Linked DNA regions of Mus musculus: regions 2 and 3 are each linked to region 1. The links are chromatin loops, found by intact Hi-C in ENCODE. Cell type or tissue: heart. All regions are shown on one strand. Each heading gives the region's core, and the rest is flanking DNA. Links, peaks and the distances in the headings are about the cores only. Region 1 holds the start of Gm35438 (a long non-coding RNA gene). Region 2 overlaps Gm35438 (a long non-coding RNA gene). Region 3 overlaps Gm35438 (a long non-coding RNA gene).

The links. Hi-C counts contacts between places; a loop is a spot of excess contacts. Peaks named below come from ENCODE experiments on the same cell type or tissue, not always from the same donor. Only the 100,000 strongest peaks of a DNase experiment are listed, where the experiment ranks them.
Region 2: a loop joins it to region 1, with 5 times the contacts of the local background. A loop is called at or near these places in 3 of 42 quality-filtered maps.
Region 3: it touches region 1 in a loop (2.3-fold over the local background); 3 of 42 quality-filtered maps call a loop at or near these places.

The regions. Positions count from the first base shown.
Region 1 is chr19:27,309,740-27,317,605 of GRCm38, forward strand. Gm35438 (a long non-coding RNA gene) reads right to left here and starts at 6,959. Exons shown (of 8, transcript XR_003952921.1): 1 at 6,875-6,959; 2 at 4,783-4,945. It overlaps Gm35268 (a long non-coding RNA gene), which reads left to right and starts at 3,136. Exons shown (of 4, transcript XR_386629.3): 1 at 3,136-3,341; 2 at 6,822-7,033; 3 at 7,332-7,401. In heart, for the core only: no CTCF peak of the experiment used is centred there; DNase peaks (open chromatin) are centred at 2,712 and 3,032.
Region 2 is chr19:27,174,603-27,182,468 of GRCm38, forward strand. Gm35438 (a long non-coding RNA gene) reads right to left here. Exons shown (of 8, transcript XR_003952921.1): 5 at 159-206. Among named protein-coding and RNA genes, the nearest start is that of Vldlr, 38 kb to the right of the region's middle. In heart, for the core only: no CTCF peak of the experiment used is centred there; a DNase peak (open chromatin) is centred at 2,169.
Region 3 is chr19:27,258,593-27,266,458 of GRCm38, forward strand. It overlaps Gm35438 (a long non-coding RNA gene), which reads right to left. Exons shown (of 8, transcript XR_003952921.1): 3 at 3,637-3,786. Among named protein-coding and RNA genes, the nearest start is that of Vldlr, 46 kb to the left of the region's middle. In heart, for the core only: no CTCF peak of the experiment used is centred there; no DNase peak of the experiment used is centred there.

The DNA.
Region 1 (7,866 bases), core at 1,065-6,064:
AAACACAAAGAACTCCAAACAGTAAAGTCTGAAATTCCCTCCCAAGCTAGCCGATCCAATCAGTAAATTGACACATGAACCAACAGATAGTTCACAAAAGTAGTAATTCTGACCGTCAGTAAGAACCTGGAAAATGTTCAACAACCTTAGTCATCATGAAAATGGAAATCAAATTTCACTGAGGTCAAATTTCTCACCCCAGTCAGAAGAACTGTTATCACAAACACCAGAGATGATGTTACAATGAACACCAAGAAGGATGGAAAGGTAAGGAGCCCTTGTACATTGTTGGTAAGATAGCAGCAGCCTTTGCGAGTGGTTCTAGAGAAATTGCTACCTCCTGAGTGTGGCTGAAACAGAAGTCCTCCCTCATCTCAAAGAGCTATATGTATGCTGGACATCAGTCATTCAAATGGGGATTTCATAGGCTCACTTCAACAGATGTAAGACAGTGAGAAAACGGGCAAGTACTGACATTACTGAACCCAACCATATCACTAAGAACAAAACTGGTCATGGTGAGGGGGAGACTGCTAGGCAAGGGAAAATGGCTGCCCTCAGTGCAGCATGTTCTGTGCACACAGAGCCCACAGGTAACTTGGAAAGCTTTCTAATGAGCTTCTAGAAGTAAACTTTGATGGTGGTGGTAGGGTACACAGATGATAATGAAAATATCAAAAGACAGACCAGAAGGGATTTGTTCGACTTCCTCTTATCATTAGTTGATACAAGTGCAATTGTTTTCTCTGGGGACCAGTTGCCTTCAAAGACATTGCCATAGGAGACAATTTTCTACCACAGAATAGAAAGTTGCCCCAAACTTTAAGTTCGAGTTCTTAGTGGGAGGTCTGAGGACAGTGTGACAGCATGAACTCCTTTGCCCACCTCACTGTTCTACCAAGCCCCATGAGCTGCATGCTCATTTTGACATCATTTCTCTGTAAGGAAGTGCTGATGACTTTGGTCTGAACTGCTTTAATTTACATCCTGGAACACACAGGGAGCACTTTGCTGACAATTAAGTCTATCACAGCCCTCAGGAGACAGCATGGAGAAGGAAGTGGGAAATTTGAGCTAGCTTCCTTCAAAGCTCTTCTATTTCCAGCCCCATGTCACCGCTGGCTGAAAATCAAACCCAGACGGAAACCGAAGGTCAACAATGGAAGTGCACAGAGAGATGTAATTCCCATCCTATCCCCCAAGCTGAGAGAGCAATGGTACCTGGCTGGTTCCTCACCGTCAAATAGGATGCATGCATAAGTCTCACTTGCTAGATTTCAGCTTCCAAACTACTTTCCCTGTCCTTATTCCTTCACTTGACCATCAGTGTAGCCCACAATATTAGGAACTGCCTCCTCTACTTAGCCTAAGAGGCACGAGGCTCAAACAACTTGCATGATGTACCCAGGTCTCACACCCAGAAAAATAAGACATTATTTAGAGGTAGGTTTTCTGATTTGAAGTCCTCTTGGTACAATTAATTGGCCAGTCTTCATAAAGATTTAATACACACTGTTGGTGGGATAAATAGAATGACGGACAGAGAAGTGATGTATTTCGAAGCAAACACAATACGAAAAGCATAAATTAACTTTAATATTTGATAGAGCCAAGGAATATCTGCATATCTAAATTAACTCATTAGAAATGGACTTCAAACCAGAAAACCCAAATGGGAATTTGCTAGTTGCTCTTTCCCACAGTTGGCATTTGTCAGGAACTGACTTCTGAGTTGTCCCCGAGGAAGTGTGACATGGAGATTATGACTCTGGAAATGGACCAAGGAGATGACTCAGCCCATAAAGTGCTTGCCCTGTACGCAGGAGGACCTGAGTTTGTAAGGTACCTGCCTTGGGATCATAACCACCTGAATTTGATCCCAGAAAAGATACTGAAAAGCACCCAGGCATTGTGGTACATGGTCAAAATCCCTGCTCCAGTACTGTGAAGAATAGCTTTGGGGGTTTTCTAGCCAGCTAGTCTAGACTTCTGTTGGACTTCTGAGCCAGCCAGCCTAGACCACTGTTGGGAGCAGAACACGGAGGTCCTTGTACTCACAGATCTCCAGAGAACCCAGAAATGTTAAGCACACAGGATTGTCTTTCCAATGAAAAAGATGGGAAAAAACTGTTCTTCCATCCAGAAATCTGAGAATTGGAAGTTATGAAGAGCCTAGTGATCCACGTTATCTGCTGGGCCAGGCCACATCAAGCTCCTCTAACCGTGACGAGAGATACCTGGTAATCTAAATGATTTTTATAGCCAGAGGCTCCCTTAAGCTCCCACAACCAGGACAAAGGGGTCCCTGAAGATTACTTGGTAAATTCTAGGTCAAGTGAGAAATACTATCTTTAAAAAAGAAGACAGACTGAACTTGAGGACGACACTCAAAAATTTTTTTCTACACAATACAAAGGCACACACATACACACGCACACATGCACAGGTGCATGCACACACATATCCCTCTGGGAGTAAATACCCTAACTTTCAATTGACCCCACTGACCACTTACTAGCGATGCATCCAAGTGGAAAGTGTTTATGGCTTGTCCATGAAAGGAATTGTGTACAACCTACACAGTCAGTTAACCATTTTAAATATCAGCTATATATTATGTAATTAAAGTTGTGCTGGAGGCTGGGGACACTATCGTGCTCAGTATACAGATGCAGTAGATCTGTAGCATGTGTCAGCCTCTGGATCTCATCACCCACACTGCAAGACTAAATAAAGAAGATTGAAGCTGGCCATGCTGCTGCACACTTGTAACTCCAGCACTTGGGATGCCGAGCCAGTTCAGCTACAAAGCAATAATACTTTCTCCAGTAAGTAAACGAGTAAATAATGTTGCTCCTATCTGAGCTTTTCCCTTTCCTAATATCCACTTCCAGATCATTTCTTGTTCAGTGTGGATGTAAGTGTGGTCCTTACTAAATCTGAGCAATAACCACAAGTCACCCCTTGCAAATCAGACACTATGTCACGCACTAGCTACAACCCAAGGACACCGTGAAACTCCGAGGGCACATGAGGATCAACCATTGCGCAAGCCAGCAGCAGACCAATGTTCTCACTGAGCAGCAAATGTACATCATGTGCCACAGCATGCAAAGTGCCGGAACGTCGATGACACTTGAGAAGGTGGCTGTGGTGACTAATTGTGACTCTTGCTCTATAGCGAACACCAAACATCTATTGGCTATAAAAGGAAGTTATTGGTGATTGCTCTTGTCAATCTGCCAGGACTTAGAATCATCTGGGAGGCACACCTGCAAGTGTGTTTCCAGAGAGGATAAAGTGAAGATGGGATCTCAAAGTGGGATTTCATCTTCTAGGAGGTGAGCCAATATAAGAATGTCTCAGCAGTCTGCATATGCCTGCCTTGCTCTTTATGAGTATATCTGTCTATCATTGCATCAGCTGCTTATCTGTCTGTCACTGCACTTGGCACACTCCACCCACATCAGCTGCAGACTCCCTGTGCCTTCCAACGTGGGCTCAGCACGAATGACTCTCCAGGGATCTTCCAGGCTTACAGAGAGGCAGGGTGGCACTGCAGAGGATTCCAGCTTTGTGGATGGAGCAGCTACCATGTTCCCCAACCCTCCAGCATGTTGACAACCATTGTTGCGCTTGTGAAAACAAATCTCAGAATACTATATACTATATATACCTCCTATCATTCTGTGCCTCTGGAGGACCCTGTCTGATACAACATGATACAATATAACCGGAATGCCTGTGTTCACATTATAGCTAAGTCACTTGTGGAGAGACTCCAGGTGACTTGTTTAATCTCCCCATGCCACAGTTGTTCTCCTGGAACCTGAGGGTAGCTTTAGAACCTCGCTCGGACAGTCTCTAAGTAAGCTAATGTAAATGAGTCTTTGAAGAGTACCTGAAACTTAATAAGCACTGTGCAGCTGCTTGCTTTTACTATTAGGAAAATAAGAGATAAGTTTAGGCTAAACTATTGGTGAAATGTAGAATATAAGTATTTTTAGGATGATGATGATGGTGGTGGTGGTGGTGATGATGATGGTGGTGTTTTGTTTTACTTTTAACATATGTAATATTTGCGGGGTTTTATATTGGCATAGCTTTTTACTGAGTAATTTGGCAATATGCTGAGAACTTTTAAAACACTTTCACATTTATCTGTCCTACTCAAAGAATATAAATGACAGATACACAAGCATAAGGAGGCGATGAAGAGTAGGAAAAAACTTTCTTGTTCAAAGACCCAATAAATAAATCTTTAAAGGAAAAAAAAATCAGAACCCCCTGAAGGCAACAAACATTGTTTTTATTATTTTACAGATTTCTTACTCATGTTCCTTCTTAATTTTCTCTTCGCTGCTGTCTTAGAGCTATAAGCAAAGTCAAAAGGAAAGGAAAGGGTCTGCACATTCATTAGGAAATATCAAACTCTTGACTTGATGATGATTTTATTTTATTTTTGAGAACCCTAGATATTCTATTTTAAAAAAACTAAAAAGAAAATTTTTTTCAATTTGATAAGATGACTTAATCCAGGATAAATTAATAGAACACTGATAAGTCTTCCCTCTTCGAGCAATAAGCACCTAGTTATGAAATATGGATAGTATTTATAATAGCAAACAATGGTAAAGAAATGCAGCAAAGCAGGCTTAGTACCATTACAAATAAATCTATGCAATCTGTATGACCTGGCCAAGAACCATAAACCAGACCTGCTCAAATGGAAAAAAAAAAAAAAACAAACCTATTCTAAGCGGTGTCTGTCACTATACTTACATCTGACGAGGGCAAAGAACAGGAGTGGGCTTGGTATCGTTGGATAACAATGCAGAAGATGGATGACCTGATACTTCACTCAGTCATCCAGCGAGGCTCCACGCTACTCCTCAGTCACAATCTAGATCTGGCCTGCGTTCTCGTACAGCTTGACAGTAATAACCTAAGCCAAGATGGTATGAAAACGTAATGCATGAGGGTTGGTGTAAGTTAGGTTGATCTTCAGTGTCATCTCCACCCACACCATCACGTGACATGTAGAAATGGGCCTGAGAAGGTATAATTTGCTCAACAAGTTCACACAGCGGTCAGTGAGAACCAACTGCAATCAGGGTTCAGTTCTCCCGACTTCCTCCACATGCGTTTCTGCCTTTCGGATAATAGCCAGAGGCTTTTCACTATGTTTTGACAGAGGGTTTTTGTGTATATTGTGTGTGTGTGTGTGTGTGTGTGTGTGTGTGTGTGTGTGTGTCTGAGAGAGAGAGAGAGAGAGAGAGAGAGAGAGAGAGAGAGTTGTACGTGTGTGTTAAATACTTATATGTGTAAGTTTTTTGCCTGCATGCACGCATGTACATAGTGGGTATGCCTGATGCTTTCAGAAGTCAGAAGAGGGTGTTGGATCATCAGGAGCTGGAGTCACAGATGGTTTCAAGACACCACATGCAGAGAAGAAACTACACCCAAGTCTTCTGCAAGAGCAACAAATGCTATGCCTTCTCTCCAGCCTATTTTAAGATGTTTTTACAGTACAAATTTTACACATGCAAAAAAATAATAATCCTGAGCATTGTCATGGTGCTGGTATTTTATTAATTAATATTTTGCAATAATCATGGAACATATAAATAAGAGACTGTCAGGCTACTTATTAAGAACATGTAAATAGCATGATGGTACAATGCCTTTAATCCTAACAGTGGGGAGACAGAGGCAAGTACATCTCTGTGAGTTCAAGGCCATCTTGATCTATATAGTGAGTTCCATGATAGCCAAGGGCTACATAGAGAAAACCTGTCTCAGAAAAGAACAAAAACAAAAAATGAACGTTTAAAACAAAAAATGAACTTGTAAACATAGGTGTAGATCTATACGTGGAAAATAATAAAATGCTAATTGCCATTGAGATATAGCGGCAGCTATAAAATTTTCCACTTACCATCAACCAGTCTGTTTAAATTGCGTATGTATGATAAATATATGGAATTATATATTTAGATGTATTTATGCACTCATTTGTATAAAACTATATAGGTATAAATATCACTAAAATGTACATAATTTATAAACGAGTGTATACCTGTGTGTATTTACACACACTTACATACACATATAGAAAGACATGTTTTCGGATGAAGGCTTAAGGAGCTAATAAGTATTTTGGTGTTAAAATCTGAGGCAGATACAGCTCAGCATGATGATTGGTTAAGGTCCGAAAGCTTGGGGTGAATAAATTCATAGCATCCTTAAGCACCTGTATGCATGTGGCCCCCACTTACAGAGGCACGCACACACATACACACATTATTAAGATATAAATCTTTGAGGGGGATGAGGGACAGCAGGATGACTCAGCGCTAAAAGTGATTGCCAAGCCGAGATGACACTTGTGTTCAGTTCCTACAAGCCACCGTAGAAGAAGAGAACCAATTCCAAAACATTGTCCTCTGATCTGCACATGCGTGTGTCATGGCCCATGAGTGCCCAAATTCACAATCATTCATAAACGCACACACACACACGTTTTTAAAGCATGTGTGCGCGTGCGCGCGCGTGTGTGTGTGTGTGTGTGTGTGTGTGTGTGTGTGTGTGTGTATGCTTAGTATCAAGTAATGCACATTTCTAAACTTCTAGAGTAATTTAAGTATAATTTAAGCATCTACTAGAGCCATACAAGTAACTCAAAAAACTCTTATCTAAACAAGGTGATGGACATTCTAAATGGGGAAGTCAGTGCCCAGTCGGAGGAGGACACTGGCTGGCAAGGGTTTCCTTTCAAAACCTCACTGCAAAGTCTTCCTTGCTTCTCCTTTTTCTAATAGCATAGAATATGGACTCAGTAATCTTGCATCATCATGAGAAGCCATGCACTTACTTGGAGCAAACCCGGATGAGCAGGGATCCTCGGCGGCAGCCTTAGCAGTGTCTCTCGCCCCAGACTGCCAGTTGGTATGCATCCCATCTCAGGAGGAAATGATGGTTAAATACCAAAACATCTTCCAGTGTCAGCCCCACATGGAACCCTCAAGAACAGGTACAAGTTCTCTTTAAATTATTTTGACGCAGTCATAGTTTTGATGTCCTTACGTAAGTAGGCAGTAAGGTGAACTTTTGCCAAATTCATTTTAGAAGAAATCGAAGGTAAAAAATTATAAGGGCAAGGAAAACTGTGACCTTTCTCAAAAGAATGATACTTATTATTAGTCACCAGCCTTTTAGCAGCACCCAGCCCTGAGTTGTACACTCATAGTTGCTATGCCAACTGTAATCTTCTCCCATTCATGAACCCTTTGTTGACAATGTGCTAACCCAGTTTTTCTTTGATCTTTCAGTCCAGTTTACTGACCTCTCCCATAGTTATCTAACATCAGCTGACTGCAATAAAATGTAAGCTGCATCAAGGTAAGAACAATATAGCCATAAATACATTTGTTTAAGCTGTTACTTTTACGTGTCAGGTGTGTGCCCCTCCCACACTGAAAATTCATCCACTCGGGACCAGCCATTCTGTTCTAATTCCGTGAACCACCCTTGAAGTAAAAAAAAAAAAAAAAAAAAAAAAAACCCAGCATTTTATGACATCTCATTCTAGAGTAAATTCTATGCAGGGGAGTTGCAGAATACAATCTAGTTGTCATTAGTCTTTTGTCTTCTTTTCCCTTCGCCACGTTTACTAATCCTTGAAAGGTTTTCAGGGAACCGTTTCATTCCAGTGTTCTTCACCTACCATCTGTTCCAGCACATTCCTTATAGTCTTACTAGGTTTCACAGATGCCGCTTTTTAACTCGGCAAATCTCCTTGGGAGCATCATCTGGCTCCCATCACCCTACTCCAGGGAGCCCCTGTCATCACAGTAATGCCTGCAT
Region 2 (7,866 bases), core at 1,759-6,758, 130 kb before region 1:
TGCACACACTTGAATGATATGGGGCAAGGGATTAGAATTAAATAAAGAGGTCAAGTAAGGTTCTGTCAGCTAAGAGAGTTATACAAAGACAGATGTGGCAGCTTTGTGAAGTGACCCCAACCCCATGACTGAGAGCATGCAAGAGATGAACATCGAACCTGGAGGGCTTTGATGGTGACTAGTTAAAAATCACAGGATGTCTTCTCCTATAACATGACAAAGAATTCAGATTAATTCTTTCAAATACTGCAGTGAAATAGTTTTGTGTCAGCTTTGTCTAATCTATGGTGGCCTATGGTTAATTTAGATACTAGCCTGAATATTGCTGTGATAAAATTTTGTAGATAGATATGATTAACATTCACACCTGATGTATTTTATAACCAGGAAAATAGATTATTCTCCATAATGTGGGTGGGTCTGTAGGTGTGTCTGTGTGGGTCTGTGAGGTGAGTCTGTGTGTGGATCTGTGGGTGGCTCTGTAGGTGGGCAAATGGGTGAGTCTGTGAGTGAGTCTGTAGGTGGATTTGTGGGTGGGTCTTGCAGAATCCATGAAAAGTGTCAAGACCAGAGTCAGAGGTCTCCTACAAAGACATCCTGCTTCAACCTTGCACATGAAGTCATTGCCTGAGCTCATTTGTGGTCTGTCCTCCAGAAATTTGGCTTTGCACAGTTTTGTGAGCGAATTTATTCAAATAACTCACTTCTGTTGGCCTGTCTCTCTGTCTTTCCCTCTCTCTCCATATATATTAAGAATTAAGTAACAGCCTGATGGCACATGTCTTTAATTTTAGCATTTGAGTGGACAGGAAGATCTCTGTGCCACACTCGCGTAGTAAGGGCCTGTCTCTCCTCCCCAGTGAATAAGTAAATAAATAAAATAAAATACAATAAAAACATTCAGAAAGTTCACTCTAACTGCCTCCTTGCCTTGGGTAGGTAAGCTAGCATTAGATTTTCCTGATTTCCTGTTTGGTTCCTAAGAACATCTCTGAGCAGTCAACAAAGAAAAGAGCTCATAATTGTATTCTCATGATAGATAGCCAAGAGGTGACACTGCTCACAGCCCCTTTTAAAGAGGAGCAGATGTCATGAGTCACCTTGTGTGGTATAGTAGATTTGAAGCTAGGTGATGTTTGTGAGGAACTAACAGTTCCTTGTGAGCCACAGTGGCTCAACTTGGCAGGGCCCTAGCACCTATTTATAGCTTGAAATGCAGGGGGAGAGGTCATGGGAGGTGGTTCTCTTGTCAGATGATAACATTGCAGGTCATAGGTAACTTGATGTGGGTTTACTGCAACATGTTCTCTGAATGACTTCCTGGGACAGAGATGAACTACTATAAACTTCGTGTTGATAATCCAATATCCAGTAAGTTAGAAAAAAATTAAAGAGCCAGAAAATTAAAAATAGGTTTGAAAATTGGAAAAAATAATAAATATAATCCAATAACTGGAATACAGAACTAAAACAATGCCCCAGCAGGCTAGGTGCTCTCTTCAGATGTTTGCCCTACACTGTTGCAATAGCCACTAGAACTAGTCCTTTTAAAGAACAAAAACAATTTATATGCCAACCAATCATGGATTTCCTATATCTTATTCAATAACTAGTTCACATCATGATCTTTAAAATGTCCATCTATGGCTAATCATGATGTCACAGGCCTTTAATCCCACCACTTGCCAGGCTGCAATATGTGGATCTCTGTGAGTTAGAGGTCGGCCTGGCCTACATAGGTAATTTTAGGCTAGCCAGAGCTACCTAGAGAGGACTTTTCTCAAACAAACAAACAAACAAACAAAAAGTGTCCACTTTGGGATATAATGTATTTCACATTTATGTAGTTAAAGAGAATCTAGTCAGGGCATTCTTATTGGCAGCAACTATTTAGGTTAAAACTGGAGAACTATTTACATATAAACAATAGTTAAACCACACCAACACTGAGACAAATTGGCATTGCTTATTCAGAGGTGAACTCCACTGGGGTATCCACTTCTAGACACACAGAAGGGCCTGTTGAAACCTTAGTTGCTGGAAGTACATTCAAGAGTTAGCAGCTGTCTCAGTCAGCTAGGCTGTGGTTTTGTTTTTTGCCAAAACCAACAAGACAGCCACAAAGGGCAACACGTGAGCACTTGACCAGTCTTTAGTGCCTTTCATGTCCAACACCAGCCAGGCATTCCTGACTCAGGCCAGGAAACCTGCGATAAGGATGCTGGTGATGAAACTCATAAACATGTAATGTCTAACATTCTGTACCTCCTTGTAGTTCATTATTTGACTGTTATTCTTAACTATTGCGGCTTTGGACCTGAACTACACATACTGTTGCCCCGTAGGTCCCAATATCAACCAACCATTGGGTCAAACATATTTGGGGTAAAAAGTGCATCTATATTAAACATGAACAACAGCCTTTGCTTAATATTTCCTAAACAGTGCAGTATATCAAGTAATTATAGAGAATTTACATTCTATGAGATGTTAAAAAGGAGTCTATTTAAAGTATAAGAGAGAATATGAGAGACTATAGGAAGATCAGAAAATGGCTATATGCAAGTACAACATCTATAAGGGAATTCAATCTCCTCTAATTTTGAAAAGACTAATGTATCCTTCCTCATTTCCAGATACACAGGTAAGATCCCTGTAACAAAACACAGTTTATCATGGGAAATACATACCCATTTGTTCTAGCTGCTTTTCTATTACTGTGTTGAAATATTGTAACCAAAAACAGCTTTAGAAAGGAAAAAGGTTTCTTTGTTTGCACTTTTTGGTCTCAATTTATTTCTGAGAGAATTCAGGACCAGGAACTAAAGGCAAGGACCAGGAGGCATGAACATCCCATGGACGGATGCTTTGTGGAGGGATTGGTATTCCTCTCTAAAGAGAAGACTATTCCAGCTCTAGTAAATGCTTTGTTATGTGTCTAGGGGTGGATGGGAAATCGTAATTACTAGCACAGTGTTGGGATGGACAAAATTGGAGGTTTGGGCTAGAGACAGGCTGGAGAAGTAGCTGTAATTTAGACCTGTATTTTAGATTCAGTACTAGGAGGCAGTTCAAAAGCACAGAAGGGACTAGGACCACACCAAAGCGTCTTTTGAAAGTAGGATACAGTAACTCTAACCACAACTGCCATGGTACATTAATGTAACCTTAGGCACTACTGCCAGCCAGCTGAGACAAGACTTCTTAACATACCTAAAGGAGGCATGCATCAGTCAAGGGAGAGTTTTTCAGACATAGATGCATATATGGAAAGAGAATTAGAAAGAAAGAAGTCAGCATGACCACACCCTGCATGAACTGGTGCTAGAAACCTAACAGGGGCAATGAAGAAAAGGCACACATACAGGAAAGTTGGGATTGAGTGGGCTGTGTGTATTCTAATGGAAATGCAGCAACTCATAACCTCAAAAGGTGGTGGGTTTATTGTATACAGCTAAATAAGGAGGTGGAGGTATTGTGTACAATTGAACTAGGGACAGGTTTAGCCAATCTGTATAAGAGGTCTCTGTAGGGGAGCAGTCCTTGGATGTAGTGAGCATAAACAAAAGGGAGCTAATGGCTGATAGTTTCTGTGTACACTATCAACACTGGCACTTGAAGTAGGTGAAAGGTTTGTCATTTGAAATTCCCTGAGCCTGTCCTGGAGAAGGCCTTGCCATTCCCATGGGTATGAGGCATTTGGGGTCCTGAATATGGCTGTGCCCATATCAACAATACACATTCACTCAGGGCTTTATTGGCTCCTACACTGTTCCTTTCCAAATAGTACCCAGAGGAAGCGGGCTCTGCCAAGTAATTTTAATTATTACGGTCCCATCAGCAGGGCTCTGACTACTGTTGGGATTGATAAAGGGAATTAGAGCCAATTGACTTCAAGCAGCCCGGACCTTTTGCAATATAGACCTTATTGTGGAGATGAATGCTGACTGCTTGGCAAGTACACGGGCAGGAATAAGGAGAATCTGGCCATTGCAACCTCAGGCAAATGGCTATTAATAGGGAGGGTAGGAGCTGAGAATAAAAGGGTACACATTGGGAAATCACTGGTCCTTGCCAAGGTGCAAGAACTGTGGTCAAACTGAAGTGCTGCCTTCTATGGAAATGTGAACCCTTTTAGTGCCTTTTAAATTAAAGGGCAATAAGCCTGGTCACATGCCGAATTTTGGATAAGAAAGAACTGTAATGAATTTTCTTCAACCTTGGCTCTAGGTAGCAAAGAGCCTGGTAGATTGTTCTTTATGGCTGAAATATCAACGTTAAATTGTTAGCTCTTGCATAATTCAGTTGAAAAGAAAATTATTCCTTGAAAATGACATCCTGTTGAACTGACCCTAGAAAATATTTATTAAATGTCTGTCCATACATGAGATTTATCAAGATTCTGAAAACAAACCATTCCGCCTATGTAGATATTTCAAATGACTGACTGCAACCAGAAGACATACTAATACTTCAAGAACCATGACAAAAATAATCTAAAAACTGATTCCACTTTTTTCTGTACTCTTAAACAAAAGGCATGGGAGATTTGGATCTATAACCATGAACATTTGTAATCAAGATGTCCTCAAAACCCAGTGATTTCCTTTGAGGAATATATCTCTGCATTAAATAGCTAGAATTAAAAATAAATACGATTCTCCTTTGACTGAGGCTGGTGTCTTTGTTTTATTAAGGTGCTATGGGCAGAATTGTGTTGCCCCCAAGTTCATGAAGTGGGGTTGTGATGCAGAGTTATGGTGTTTGCACATGGAACCTTTGGAAGGCAATTAGGATTGAATGAAGTCACAGTGTCAGCCCCATGCCTAGCTTAGGATGCTCATAAGATCCGTCTGAGAAGAGCCTGCTTTCTGTTCACGTTCGTACATGAAAGAAAGCCCAAGCAAGACGGCTGTGGGCTGCAAGTTAGAACCTGATCCCTTACAAGAACTTAAGTCAGCCAGCAACTAGATCTTGACCTCCAGCCTCTGGACTGTGAAGAATGAATATCTGTGGCTAAAAGATGGTACTTGCTATGCCAGCCCAAACTGACTTCTCATGTTTCTCCTCCATTCACTGCTGCCAATCAACTATGACCAAACTTGGCACAAACGAAACAATTTGATATCATCTCAGGTACTATTTGAGTGATGAGGGTCTTTATTACCCACATTGAAACTCCAAAATACATTTTGGTATTTGGAATTTCATTATTTTCATCTGAACTGGGCAGTTATAGTTGCAAGTACATAATAAAAATGAACAATGCAGGTCATAATTGTATTGTTTTGCCTGAATTTAAGTAGGTCAGGCTTCAGTGTCCCTCACATCTGAATTAACTTACAGATCTTAAAGCACTCTTAAACTCATGGGAGAAAGAGTCCCCTCTGAGAATATAGGAGGGCATGGTCTAGGTGGATAGAATACTTGAAGGGGGACTATCAACAGATATGGGTTGCTAGCATTTATTTTGTCTTCAGGGATATTTAAAAAATATGCTTTTAGTTGTTTGCTTTTCATGGGAATTTATGAGTACTTGGGAGCACAGGAGCCGTGTGGCAAATGCAACCTCTAGAATAACAAACTAGTTAGCATGCAGGCCATCAAGCCCACTATTGCTGGGACTGGGTGACAAAGTACGGATAAACTGCAAGAGACTTTTATTTTCAGAGTAAGTAACGTGATGCTTGGCCAGGTTTTGGCCTTGTTGGCGTTTGTTGTGAGTAAGGGGAGTTTGAGGGGTACAAGGGACCTTCTTCCCTTGAAGAAGTTTTTCTACGAATTTTAGCAAAATGTTCAAGACCAGGCACCTTACAGAATGGGGTCAAGGATCATCTCATGAGTCCTGCTAAGGAGGGACGATTTTAACATCACCGATTGCTAATAAGGCCCCAGGAAGAGGAAAGTGAGTTTTGCAGAAGACGTGTTATTTCATGGGCTCTTAATGCATTGTATACATTAGGAGGGTTCCCGGATGTCGGCAAGGGAAGGAAAGAAATGAAAGTTAGTTATAACGCAAATAAAGGAAGCTTTTACTGATTTCGATTTCCACCTTTGGCACAGAGCCGAGGGAGTCACGTGGGGAGTGTGTGTAATGAATACAAATAAATACCCTAGGGGCCGGGTGCCAAAACCTTAGGAGTGGCAATCAGAGAGGGAGAAAGAAGTAAAAGACAAGCCAGGAAGGAAATACTCAAGGAAATTGCCACAAGGTCCCCATCCAGAGGCATAGTTCCCTCCCAGGAACATTTATAACCTGCCCAAGCACGGGCTCACATCGGTTAGGACAGCTAGCAGATGTTTGTGTAAGATAGAGGCTACAACTGTCACACATTTGTAAGCACTCACACCTAAGCCATCTCCACAATCTAGTCAAAGAGAGTGTATTATTCTCCCTAACGTATGGATAAGGAAGGAGGACATAAAAAGTCTTGCTCTCTGTCCTATAACAAACAGCTACAAGAGGACTTGAACTCCGATTTGCATCCCGACTCAACGATTTCTCCATTTACCACGTCAAGACTTCACACACTGAGTAGAGAAACAGGTGTGGATTCTATAGCACTGGCCTTGAGCAAAACCTCCCAGCCCATATAAATAGCTACAAATAATCCATACCTGAGTAATGAGTCTCCATGCTCCCATCTCCTAACTTGTTTCAATAGTCTGCCTTGCCCCCAATGTACAAGGAACATCCAAGCTCAGAAAAAGCAACTTATCATACTAACCGTCTTGTTTCTTTAGACTCTGAAAAATTATGTAATAGCTCAGTTGCCATTTGACTATTATTCTTTGTACAGCTTTCAATCAACTGTCTGTGAGCAACACTGGTAAAGACAGAGCATGTTCGCAGTGACTGACATGGTAATTTCCCTTGAGGTGCAAGCTTATGGACCAGCAAGCTTAAACACGTTAAGTGAATTTGAAAATGCCACAACATCAAATAGTTTGAAAGTGTTTCCAAACTTTGAAGATCTTCCAAAATGTGCCCAAGAGTGACCTAGCTACTCATATGTGTTGTTAGTTGGACTGGAAATAATTTCAAAGGTTAACTTTACATGGAGTTAGTGAACAAATCTTTTCTTTTCTAGAATTTCCTAGTTCAAGTCTTTGATCCTCTGTGAACTGGATCAGACCTGGACCCTTCTGCCACACTTTCCTCATAGCCTGACTTACTTGTCTCCACTATGTCTTCCCACCCTAAGATATGGAAATTTAAGGTCCTTCCCTTATTCAGTTTCTTTGACATTCTCCTGTAAATCATTTAGTTTGACAAGTAACACGTGTCTTTGTGATTTCTCATGGGTAGTTGCCTTCATCCCTTGTCAAAATAATATTCTTCCTGGGGATGATAGGGACTCTCCCCTGCAAACAGACTTGCGAACTATAGCAAAATCCCAGCAGTGAGTGAGTAACCACAGTAGATCTTTAAGGTAGGGTCAAGTTAAGAAGAACTGATGAAGGGAGACAGAAGAATTATTAAGTCAAAAGGAATATGCTGGGCTGGAGAGATGGCTGAGTGGGTAAGAGCACCCGACTGTTCTTCCAAAGGTCCAGAGTTCAAATCCCAGCAACCACATGGTAGCTCACAACCATCTGTAACAAGATCTGATGCCCTCTTCTGGAGTGTCTGAAGACAGCTACAGTGTATTTACATATAATAAATAAATAAATCTTAAAAAAAAAAAAAGGAATATGCTGTTGTGATCAGGGCATCTCCCAACAAGACTGCGAAGGTCAGTAAAGAGTATGGAGGTAAACCACTTCTGAGATGGTTTCAGGGAACACTGTCTGCTTTATTCCTCTTATATAGTATAAGCCTCTCAACTGTGCTTGGTAGCATACTGCCTCAGATAGGACAGTGAA
Region 3 (7,866 bases), core at 1,558-6,557, 51 kb before region 1:
AAGGTTCATGATGTGAAGTGTTCTTCTTCTGGTATCATGTTAGAGATCAAGATGTTTCTATTTTGTGTTTGTGAGTTACGGATGCGCAACCTGCAATCTTGACATGATGAAGTACATGGGAGGAAAGGCACAGGTTGTGTACAAGTACCACCATTCAAGGAAACATAGGAGAAACTCTGACATCCATGAAATTTGGTTGGCAGGTGACCAAGCCAGCTCAGTCAGTCAACAGGGTTTCAAGGGAGGGAGTGAGGATTGAAAAAGAAGGAAAACAATTAGACAACACTAGAACATGGCTCCAGCCAGTGCTGAGGCGGGAGCAACTCTATGTCTCTCTAGCCTGCTTTTATATCATTCTAGGTACATCCAAAAACTACGGTCAGTTCTTAGAGCAAAGACAAGGTAGTCAAGCAAAGTAGTAATCAAGGCGATCACACGAGATAGTAATTAAGCAAAGTAGAAAGGCAAAGGGTCACACAAGGTCATAATTAAGTAAAGTAGTCAGCAAAGAGATCACATAAGGTAGGAATTCAGCAAAATAGTAAGAAAAGCCCCATGATCATTGCTTCTAATATTCTTATCTGAGCCTACTTCCTTGTCCAAGCCCAGTGACAAATGCCAAATTCCTAGAAACTGCACCAAAAGCCCTCAACAGACAGGGATCCTGGGACGTATGCTTGGTGTATACTGAGGGATGACTGAAACACAAATTCTCACATTTAATGTCAGTGACTTGGGATCTCCTGCTGTCTCCCTATGAAGTCTAAGGATGTGCACGCCTCAGGCTAGAATGAATATATGAGTTGGGACTCATCCATCTCAATACCTCCATTTTTTCTTTTAGTGTTTCTGTACTCCTAAGATACAATGTATAAGTCCTGAGATGGCACCAAAATGGATAGAGCCAACCACAGAATCAGTATCTTTTGTGACGCATACTGTGGGGGGTCCTGTATATAGGTGTAACAATTGAAAATTTCACAAAACCTCCAATTCTACATTGACAAAACAACATATTTTCATTAAAGGACACAGAAATTAGGGTGGAGCTGAGCTGTTAAGCATCCTCCGTGGCGATCATTGTCCATAGAACCAGAAGGTGCTGTGCAGAATGCTGGAGGAGAACCTTCACAGTCTTACTCAGCTTTGAAGCTTTTGTGCAATAGCATTAACCTACCAGCAAGATATGCCTACCGTGCAATTGGTGGTATGAGTGCTTTGCAGGCGGGGTTGGGGGAAAGGTCACTAACTGCCTTCTGATTGGATTTGAGGACCACTCCACAGGAGGGGACACATCCCTGCTACAGGAAACCCACCCAGACCCCTCTGGCTGGTGAGAGAAATTAACAAATCTAGCTCCAGCAGTGAAATGTTGGCTTTCACTGTGGCTTGGGGGGGGTTGGGGTCTATTTTGATCTTTCAAACTGAACCCTTAACTATAATGTCTGTTTTCATTGTGAAGAAATTACCACACTGGTACTACCATGAGAGTCTGGGCTGAAAGCTGCGAGTTTTGATCTTAGCTGCTTCCTACTTGCCTTACAATTCTGGTAAATTCCTTTCACTTACTGACTCTCCATTTCTCCACCTTCAAACAAGCCAATGATAAACTCTGACTCAGTCACTGCACACAGTTGTTATGAGAACCAGATGGGAAAACAGATGCGCACTATCCAAATGTGAGCTCTCTTTCCCCCCAGAGCTGTTTGAATAAAACACATTTGCCATGTGCACATTTGGCAGGCTCACATCCCAAATAGAGACCGTACTGAAGTTTGATGCCACAGACCTTTGGTTTACAATAAGAATCACAGTGCAGGGTGTTCTGTGGTTAAAATAACGCCACCCACACTGTCAAAGCCAAGACTTTCACACGGGTGCCAGTGAGCCCTATTCTGTAATCCAATAAGTCTTCTAGAGATGTTGACTATGGCTTTCTCCTGGCAACAGTTCTTAGCATTAGCAAGGAATGTGTTCTTTACTAACACACAGGTTTTGTTGGACTCAAAGGGCAGAAGAAAATCATAAAAGATACTCTTAGAAAACTTGTATCTTAGGAGATAATTTCAAGAGCAATTACAGATTTACAGGATGCTGTAGTTTTGATCTTCAAATAAGCCCACGTCACTATTCTTACAATTGGCCTTACTAAGCTTTTTATTTGGCCCTGTCCTATGCTGGCAGCTGATGCAATGCAGGGCAACTTGGTGAGAGCAGCCGTAGCAATCAATCACATATTGCTGTATTATTCCCTTCAATACAATGAACACTGTGGAAGGAATTTCCCTGAACACCATGTCTAGAACAGAAGACCAAGTCCAGATTGTACTTGATCATAGGACAAATCTTCAGAGTTGTAGGCAGCTGGCAACTTTGCAGAGTGGTGTTATGAGTAGGTCCTTTGGATTTCTCAACATCTACGGTTGTTTAAACATACAAAGAAAAGGAAATCCAAGATAGTCCTTGAAAAATCCGACTTCTTTAAAAATGTTCTGGCCTGATTTCATTCTTGGTACTTCATAGAGCACGCGTGAAGCCAGGCTAGATTTGTTCAGCTTCACGAGAAGCTCCAAGCAGGAGGTGCCACTCCTCAGTGTCCATGGTGACAGCCTTCTTATAGCCTTCCCAGGAAGAAAACATTCCTTTCAGTTTCCATCAGAGAGAGTCACGTTCCCTCCTATGTTAACAGATCTCCCCAAGCCTTCCGAAGTTAGCCAAAAGCTTTATCTTCAGCAACATTGGCAATTAGAATATGTTTTCTTCAGTGTCTAGGCTCTCTCCCTACCTACAAGTGCTAGATTCAGTTTCTTGAGCAAATTGTGTAGACACCATCGTTTTTTACACCATGGGTCTGCACATGAGACTGGGGTTCAAAGCCATCCCCAACAAATACTTAAGAAAACAGTAGCATGGTGCTTACCTAATATCTTCCAGAAAATTGAAAGCTATAGGATATTTCTCAAATTATTTCAAGATGCAAACGGTATTTTGATACAAAATTAGATGAAATATTATAAGAAAATAGGCCAATGCACCCCATGATCAAAGACATAAAAATTCTTCAGGTATACATCTCTACTTATTTAATGAGTTATTAAGAAATAAACAATGCAGTCTCTTATTATAAATATGGATTACCTACTATATTTTACTTAGAGTGGAAATAATCTTGTCCTGCTTCTAACACTGATATATTGCTTGCATCCATATCCTTGCTTACACGAATTTATAGGTTATCATCATTTATGAAGGCAAATGAAAAGAATTCCCAAAGAACATGCTGGCAAATCAAATTCAAATGTATAGAGTACATAATCTGCCATGACCAAATCATAATTCCCAAGCTAGTCCAGGAATGCTAAATATTAAGCAATCTAATACGGCATGTCAATGGATTGAGTAAGGAAGAGCTTAGAGAAGGCTTTCTGTAAAAGTCAACTGACAACTAAGTAAAAGCCCTTTGAAATCCAAGATTGTAAGGAAACTTCATTAAAATGGTAAAGAGCAGGAAGGAGAGAGAATGACAGGGAGAACATACAATCTTAAGGGCCAACATGACATTTTTCAAAATTACTGCCATGTGCTTGACATTTCTTTTTTCTAAGACCCTCAATACAATGAAAGTTTAATGCTTACCAAGGATGCCTGTGGCTCGTTCACACTCGCTCTTCATGCTAACCACCTCCTGGACTCAGGCCCCTTATGTGTCTCTAGTCTGCACCACACAGAGTGGCCTTGGGTTGTTGGGTCACTTGGTGCCACAGAGCTCAGACTGTATTTCACCTCCTATTTTGGCCAAAGAGTCAAGGCAAAAGTGTCTATGAGTCACACCACTGACAAGAGATAGGAAGAAAGCCAATGCAACCGAGAATGTGGTCTCCTTATACTTCATCAAATGAGAAAGCTTTTTGAAAAGACACCTCTTTAGTTTTACATTTAAAGAGCCATTTATCTCGTTAGCACAGTTTTTGTCTTATAATTCAAAGTATTTAATAATGACAACAATTTTGCAGTTTTCTTTTAAAAAATATTATTATACACATTTAAACACATGAACGCTTGATTATCTCTCTCACATTATGAACATTTTCCTCGGTAACAGATTTGTCTAAATAATCCTTTTATCACCCAAACATCAGGGCAGGACTGAACCAGGACTATGTTCTACTGTTGGCTTCTGTTTTGTTCCAATTCTCTTAAATACTGAATTGTAAAGGAATATATAGACCTACTCTCATCCACACAGCAAATTGAAAACCTTTTAGATGTCTTTCATAACACAGATCATTCTCTAATCTTGACAGGAATCATCAGCTATACAATCTTAAAGAGACAAACCAGAGACTTTTCATAGATAGTAGGATGAGCAAGCTAGGAATCAACATTGTCCATTAATCTGTTTTTCAAAATCAATCAATCAATCTATCTATCTATCTATCTATCTATCCTATCTATTTGTATGTATGTGTTTGTATGTGAGTTTGTATATGTGTATAAATGGACATGAATGTCTGTGTGTGTATGTGTGTGTGTGCGTGTGTGTGTGTGTGTGTGTGTGTGTGTGTGTGTGTGTGTGTGTGTGTGTGTGTGTATCATTAGTTTTTCGGTCTCTATGGAGACCAAAAGAACATGTCAGATCTCTGGGAACAAAATTTGAGAAAATTCTCATATTTAATTGTAATAAGTCAATCGATGGTATCTAACCAAATAAAAAATAAGGCAAAACAGTAAAATTATATAATTTGGAAAATGGAGTGTGATAGACTATTAGCAATAAAATCAGTAAGAGTTAATGATACTTGTCTCTGTGTAGATACATTTGGGAAGAGGCATGAGTAAGAAAGTAAATGCTGGGTTTCATTGTATCATTGTGGAACCTTTTGACTTTTAAATTGCCTGCTCTAAAAATAGTAACTTTAAAAAAGAAAGCCAGGTGCAAACAGAAGAGAGGGGGCTGCTTTATGCTTTGGCATAAGGAAAATAAAACTGACATTCTAAGAAACCTAATGGCTCTAACTCTACCGTGACAGAGGGGGATGTGTGGGCTGCATGGGCAATACCACAGGCATAAAGACTGGACTCTGGCTTCAGTTTAAACATCTGCACAGCTTTCCAAATACATACCTGGTTCACAGACCGTTATCTCCGTGGTATCCACTCCCTGAGCCAGCCAGGGAGGACATCATCTATCACTGAGGCACTTTTGGATCAGAGGACCAAATATTTGCAAGTAGAAAAGAATGATGGGAAAGATGAGATGGTGTAGGGATGGGGAGAGAATACAGTCATTGGGGAGAAGGTGGGAGGGCCTATGAATTAACTAGTTTATGCCTGTCTGAATTTTGCACTATGCTAAGCATCGCACATACACAATAATGTGACAATCATCATTTCTCATTGGTCCATTTTACCAACAAGAAAGCTGGGAATCTGCAAGAAATCTATCAACTAAAGGTACTCACCAATCAATTGGTGTGTGTGCAGGGCATGGATTTGTACCAAGTATGCATGCTTGTACCAAAGTCTTATGCCATGATAGAATTGAAAAAGAAAATCAGAGACCTTTGTCTCTGAGAGACCTTTCCTTCCATTCCCTGAGCTCATCTATATAGGATCTGATATTATGCCTTACCTTTTTAAACTATGGCAGGACACACATAACATAAAAGGTGTCGTTTTAACCACTTCAAAGGAAGCAATTCAGAGGAACTATTTTAGTTTGGTATCTATTGCTATAATAAAACACCATGATCAAAAACAACTTGGGGAAAGGGGGGGGGGTATATTTTGACTTATAGCTTACAGTCCATCATGAAAGGAAGCCAGGGCAGGAACTCAAGCAGGGCAGACACTTAGAGGCAGAAGCTCAAGGCAGGAACCTGAAGACAACTGAAGCACAGACCATGGAGCAATGCTGCTTACTGGCTTGTCCCCATGGATTGCTCATCATTCTTTCTTATATAACTGAAGCCTCCAAAGCTGGAAAAGATGACTGGTTCATATAAAGGTATAGCCTACTGTAGTTTTAGATTTAAAAAGAACCCAAAACTTTTATGTGCCACTCTGATGGCCTGTAGTTCTCAACCTTCCTAATGCTGCAACCCTATAACACAGTTCTCCTCTTGGTGTGGTGACCCCCCACCCCCCAACCCTAAAATTATTGAGAGAGGCTAAGCTGACTCCATGACAGGATTCAAATTGGCAGTTCAGGAGACTAGGCCTAAATCTCTGTTTCCAAGAACTGGGCAAGTCCAGGCAAGTCCATGCCCTGCCACCTGACCTGAGGCAAGGCCAGTGGGTCAGCAGCAGTTTCCAGACTTACTCAGCAACAGTTGCCATCCCCCCATCCCCCATACCAGCAAAGGTTCTGGAATGTCTCTAGGGATAGAGCCAAAAGATTACAATAGAGGCCACCTACCCTATCCCAGAATTTCCATAATGTTCTTTAAATTGGGCCTGCAAGCTCACTAGGGCACCTCCATCTTGAAAGGTGGTAGACCCCAGCATGCTGGACTTCTGCAAATAAAACACTCTTTGCTTTTGCATACTATTTGAGTCTGGGATATCATTCTTCAGCAAATCGTGGACCCTTAGATTTGGGAGCTCATCTGGGATTCACTGGAGACTGCCCTGACCCAAAGAGTGGAGTGTTTTTCTGACTGGTAAGTTGGCTTTCATCATCTCTGTGTTTCTGTTTCAGATTTAATCTGGAGGCTGAGAGGGACAGGGCAGACAATATTTCGTCACCTGGCCAGGGGCAATGGAGGACACTCCAGACCCCTTACTAGAGGCAGGAGAACTTGCCAGTTCTCATCTGATTTCTGAACCAGGTCTGTGGGCCTCCCCTGAGCAGGGAGGTCTAAGACCGCCTGAGACAGCCTTTTCCCTCCCCACCCCACACCCCTCCCCTGGGAATGTATCTGTCTGTGTGAGTTCTGTTTCTGCTTTTTTGTCCTCTCCTACAAACTTTTCTTTGATTCCTGGGATGGAATAGGCACAAAGCACCCGGTCCTGAGACATTTTAAGGACATTTGCAGAGTCCCGGAAGACTTTGGTCTGGTTGTTCCTCTCCGCAAACTAACTGTCTTCTGCAGGAATGAATGGCCCACCTATAAAGTAGGATGGCCTGAGGAGGGAACTTTCTATATTCCCATCATTTACAGGGTAAAGATTAAGTATATGAGGTCTGGGGTCACCCAGACCAAGTGTCACATATCACCACGTGGCAATATCTGGTTGAGAAGCTCCCTGTTTGGATGAGACCTTTTTTTGTCACCAGCCTCTCTTTCCCCACCCTTCTTCTTCTTAAAAGGTCATCTTCATCCCCCTGCCTCTGCTCCCAGGGAGGATCTCTGTCACCTACCTTATGTTCCTGCTGCTACTGCCACTGCATGTGCCCAGCCAGCACAAGCAGAGGGAAGAGCAGCCCCTGACTCCCCTGACTCCACTTGGAATTCACCTCACATTTGGGCCCATACTACCCAGAAGACAGACTCTACTATGGCCTTACTCCTCCAGGCTACAGGACCCCTAGATGCTCAGGGGAGACAGTTCATGGCATATGTGCTGTTCGCCAGTAATGATCTTTACAATTAAAAGTTGCAGAATACCCCATTTTTAGAAAGACCATCAGCTCTCACAGGTCTTCTAGATTCAATCATGCAGACTCACCTGCCCACCTGGGATGACTGTCAGCAGTTGCTCCAGTTCCTCTTCATGTCAGAGGAGAGAGAGAGGGGGGGGGGATTGTGGGAGCTATCCAGAAATTGGTTCCAGGAACAAATGGGCTGTCCACTCAAGTCCAGGCTGATATTGATGTAGCCTTTCCTTTGAGTTGACATGTCTGGGATTTTTACACTGCTGAGA